Regions from separate parts of the Homo sapiens genome. Here region 2 is linked to region 1. A link is a loop called in an ENCODE intact Hi-C map of the cell type or tissue named here. Cell type or tissue: heart left ventricle. All regions are shown on one strand.

The links. A loop is a pair of places that touch in the nucleus more often than their neighbours do. Peaks named below come from ENCODE experiments on the same cell type or tissue, not always from the same donor. Only the 100,000 strongest peaks of a DNase experiment are listed, where the experiment ranks them.
Region 2: it touches region 1 in a loop (3-fold over the local background); 2 of 110 quality-filtered maps call a loop at or near these places.

Annotation. Positions count from the first base shown.
Region 1 is chr1:47,913,874-47,916,373 of GRCh38, forward strand. The region is part of intron 2 of TRABD2B (TraB domain containing 2B); the gene reads right to left. Among named protein-coding and RNA genes, the nearest start is that of TRABD2B, 82 kb to the right of the region's middle. In heart left ventricle, no CTCF peak of the experiment used is centred here; no DNase peak of the experiment used is centred here.
Region 2 is chr1:47,850,706-47,853,205 of GRCh38, forward strand. All of the region lies in intron 2 of TRABD2B (TraB domain containing 2B), which reads right to left. Among named protein-coding and RNA genes, the nearest start is that of TRABD2B, 150 kb to the right of the region's middle. In heart left ventricle, no CTCF peak of the experiment used is centred here; a DNase peak (open chromatin) is centred at 1,475.

The sequences.
Region 1 (2,500 bases):
ACTCCTAATGAGGGGTACTATTGCTGCCATTTTATAGATGAGAAAACTAAGGCATGGTTGATTAATTTGCCTAAGTTCAGCAACCGAATAAATGGCAGAGTCAGGCTGGGGCCTGTGTCATTGGCTTCTACAGCCCAAACATGGCGCCTGCCTTGGTAAAGTGCTGGAACTGCTCACTCTGTCGCAGCTTCTCGAATTCTTTGTAGACTTCCAATGTTCCCAAACACACCATAAGGCAAAGCCTGGATAACTGGAAATGGGGGCAAATTATCCACCTTTGAAATCAATTCCAGCACCTGGCAGGTGACGTCGTGAGCCCCAGTCCCAAAGATTACAAATACCTTCCTTTGCAGTTGCCTTGGTAAAATGACCCCTGGTTGAGAACTAGCCCAGGGAATGCAAGCATTGCGCAGACACAAGAGTAGCAGGAAGAGAGGTGTCTGACCTGAAACCGCTCACAAGCACAAGTGTTTTTCTTAGGGAGTTTCCTCCCCCTCAGCTATTTCAGGCTACCGTCCTGGTGACCTGGACAGATTCCGCGGTGCCCGCTGTGGGAAGAGCGGGGAGCTCCTTGGTGACAGGGAGGGAGCCAGAGCAATGTAGGGAGGGGCTGCTGGAATGAATGGAGTGAGGGCCCACAGCCAGCTCATCTGCCCAGGGGCAGTTTTAGCAGCAGTGTGCAATTGGATAACTGAAATCTGGGGTGAGTGCTGGTACACAAGGAGTGGCTTCCAATACAAATAGAGAAGACTACGCCAGCGCCCACTGTGCCTCTTTCCCTCCATTGCCAAATCTTCCGGGGTGTCTGGACCCGGCCCCCTCCATAGAAAGAGCTGGTCCATTGGCACTGCTCAGAAGGCCTGAGTCAGCAGAATCGGAACCAGGTCTTGGTAGAGGATGGAGATGGAGTTATCCTTTCTGCAAGGGCCAGGGAATGAGCAGAGCTTACCTGAGCCCTTCACTTATTCATCCAAAGGCACTGGCTTTAGGCTGAATGCTGGGGGGGCAAGGATGAACCAGATAGACACAGTCCTCTGTGGCCCGTGCTCTGGGTATAGACCTGGTTAGATGTCCCTGCCTTGCAGGAGCTCAGTCATGGGGAAGACAGACATGAAAGCAGCCCACTTCAGTACAGCGAGACAAATGCCATGAGGCAGATTCATTAACAAGGAGCAGAGGCACCTGAAGCATAAGGAGGGTCTTGCTCACTGGTGTATTCCAAGTATTTGCAACAGGGCCTGGCACACAGTAGGGGTGCAGTTAGCACATCTTGTTACTGCAAGGAATGAGGAGATTAGGTCGAGGCATTCTGGGCAGATGGAACATCATGCACAAAAGCAGGGAGGTGCAAGAGAGGGGTGACCTATGCAGGAGACTAGAAGCAACTCCAGAGAGCATTGCCTCGGTAGGCAACAGTAGAATGGAGGCTACAGACTCTTCTCAAAGGCCTCTGAAGTTGGGAATACCTTGCTGAAGTTCACGCAGTCTTTCAGCGATGGATTTCAGAGCCAGAGGCACGGGGACTTACACTTAACAAGTGTATTACACCCAGGCCCTACATTGGATCATTACCATTTGCATGTGTATACGCTGCCTGGCCCAGTCCCATCCCACTAACAGGCTGTGAGAGTCTTTACTGACCCATTTTACAGATGAGTAAAGTAAAGTTCCAAGAGGAAAATAGGTGCCTAGGTTCACACAGCTTATAAGAGGCCAGGCAGGGATTCAAAGCCGGTGATTTAGGACATTCCATGTTCCCACACTCCCTGGAGTGCAGCTTAAATCTGAGATGGTGAGGTAGGAACAAGGGCCAGGTCTTTGTGTCCAGCTGTTCATACAGAACCAGAACTCCCTGGCTCCTCTCGCCTTTGGGGGATGTGCTGTCAGTCACAGCCTCCTGTCACAGGGCATGAGGTGGCTGCTGCTCCCTGTGCCGGACCCTGGGAGCTGAACATGCAGGGTAAGCCCTGTCGTGCCCCCACGCTCCCCTACCCCCACCAGGCGGTGACCCCAAGCTGCTGCGTAGCCATGGCTGACAGGTCTCCGGGAGACACCTGTTTTTCATTGCTGGCCCCTGTGGCTCTCTGGCAGTGACTGTGTTTGTTTTGGGGAGGAGGGTGCAGGCTGGGAGGAAAAAGCCTTTTCTGCAGGTCTGCAAGGACCTGGGGTTGCTGAGGACGCCGCAGACAGCCCTAAAGGGGACAAGAGAGGGGAAGGCACCTCTGGAGCAGCAGTGGACAATGGCTGCTCGCCTGCTCCTCACTCCTCACTAGCTGGGCGGGGGGCGGGGTTTGAGGGGGAAATGCAGTCTCAGCAGCAGACGGAGATGAAATCTGCTGAGGCCCAGCCCTTACAGAAGCCTCCCCTGCTTCACCACCTCCCCTTGCAGCTGTTCACTCATTGGTTCATCCATTCATTCAACACTCCAACATCCACTAAGGAGTCCACTACTGTTGGGAGCCCTGGAAGCACAAAGATGGATCAAACATGCCCCTGGCAT
Region 2 (2,500 bases), 63 kb before region 1:
GGAGGGAGGGAATGAATGAATCCTGCAGGTGGGCCCCTGCCCACTCTCCGCCTCCTCTGGCTCATGTCTTCTATATCAGTGGTCCCCAACCTTTTTGGCACCTGGGACCGATTTCATGGAAGACAATTTCTCCACAGACTCGGGGGTTGGGAGATGGTTTAGGGATTAAATTGTTCCACTTCAGATCATCAGACCTTAGATTCTCATAAGGAGCACACAACCTAGATCACTTGCATGCACAGTTCACAACAGGGTTCATGCTCCTCTGAGAATCTAATGCCACCGCTGATCTGACAGGAGGCGGAGCTCAGGTGGTAATGCTCGCTCACCTGCTCACCTCCTGCTGTGTGGCCTGGTTCCTAACAGGCTATGGACTGGTACCAGTCCACAGACCAGGTGGTGGAGACCCCTGTTCTATATGAATGTTCTACCTGAGAAGGAGGGCAGAGTCTGGGCTCACTGAGGACTGACTGGTGACAGGCCCCATTCTCCTTGTTTCAGGCTGTCTTGGACTCTGCTGCACACTCATGACTCTCCTTCTTCCCACCCCATGCTCCATGGCCCACCCCAGCCCTTCAGAACTAAAGCAGCTCATCAGCACATAAAATATAACAAATTATAAATAATCAAAATGGGAAACCAGCCTTTTAAATATCAAGGCCTCTTGGGATAATAACTATGTCCCCCAACCTAAGGAGAGTCACAAGAATGTATGTGAACCTGCGGGGTGGTGTGTGTAGTCACAGAGTGGGACATGGGTGAGGAAAAAGAGGGAGGAAGGGAGGGAGAGAGGGAAAGAGATTGATTTTTGACATTATGCTCAGTAAGAAATTTAGATCTTCTTTTGAGTTATACTGGAGCTGAAGAAATGTCAGAGAGTTTTGTAGAGTCAGAAGTTTCTGCTCCAAGTCCTTCTCTGTCATTTGCTCGGACAAGTGATATTCAGTGTCCCAAGCCACAATGGGAGTGACAATCCCCACTTCCCAGGGCCACTGTGAGAATTAGTTGAGTGTGTGTGTACATATCCCACAGAGGCTGACCTACTAAGTACTAGACATGAGCAAATCGCACCACATGCATCACTGTCCTGGGCCTTCCCATTGGTTCTGTGAGCATTATCATTTTATTGGCGAGGAACCCTAGGCTTAGAGAAATTGCGGAAATAGCTCAATATAACTCAGCTAATATGTGCCAGAGGTGGGATTTGAACCCAGACTGTCTGGCTACAGAATTTGTGCTCTTAATCAATGTGATTCACAAAGTAGGCTCTTGACAAATGTCTATGAAATGACAAAAGGGCAACCCAAAGGCAGAGTGAGCAAAAGCAAGGGAGGCTAGCAAGAGTCATTCTAGAGCTCTGTGCTAAGGGAAAGGAAAACAGAAAGCTAGAAACTGTCCAAAGAATAACCCCAAACCCAAACACCCACCAGCCACCGCCATGGGCCCTGGGGGACTAGGCTCCCGAGAAACCTCCGGGGCTCTGGAATGAGAGCTGGGCCCAGACTGCGGCCTGAGATAGACGAGGCCAGGCGGAGGTTTGGGGCAGAGTCCCTTGGTAAGGCGTGCGGAGCTCCTGGCCCCATGGAGCCACACACATAAGGATTCTAAGGCAGCCTTTGTTGCTGTTGGAGGCTAGGAATTCCAGGCCAAAGTAATCTAACCGACCATGAACAGAATTAAATTTCTGCCTCCCCCACTTCCTGACCCACTATGGGATTCATTTTCACGATCCCCTTTCAATGATGTGAGCCCGTTTCAGAGAGCTGGAAGCAGGCCCCATGTGGCTGCGCAACGCCAAGAATCTGAGCCTTCCCTGCAGCCCACCAGGGCCACCATTGCTGGTCACGTCTGGCCAGAACTCTCCGGGAATGTCAGCTCTCAGCAGGACCAGCAGACTCTCAAAGCACGCTGTGATTGCCCGAGCTCCCTCTGAGCCTATCCATTTCTGCTGTGTTCCAGGCACTGGTTACATACTATTTCAATAATCCCAGAGGAGGAGGTACCATTGTTATCCCCATTCTGCAGATGAAGAAATGGGGTGGGTGGTGGTGGTGCTGCTGAGGTTAAGTTATTCATCCAAGCTCATTTTCCCAAGTGTCTTCGACTGAAGAACTCTTAACAACCATAATACCTGCCCCAAAGTTGAGTATTTCAAAGTATATATATATTTTTGGTCATCTTTAAAACAGGGCGATGGTGACTAATACCTCTTTGAAGGCCCAGCTGAGTTCTCATATTCTCTTTGATTGGGTTTAAGAGTTTCACTTCCACGGCTCCCCAAAGGCAGCCAGGGCTGGTGGGGCAGGTAAAGGGGGGTGGGTGGGAAAGCCTCCCCAACATCCTGGAAGCATGCCTAGCAGAGAAAAGCCTTTTCTAATGAATGTTGGCTAAGCAGAGTGGCCACTGAGCAAATACCCTGAACGGGGGCTTGGTTGATGCTAGGGCCGAGGGCCACTCACTGGGAGATGGTCAAGCTGGGGAATGTCAAGATCTGGGAGTT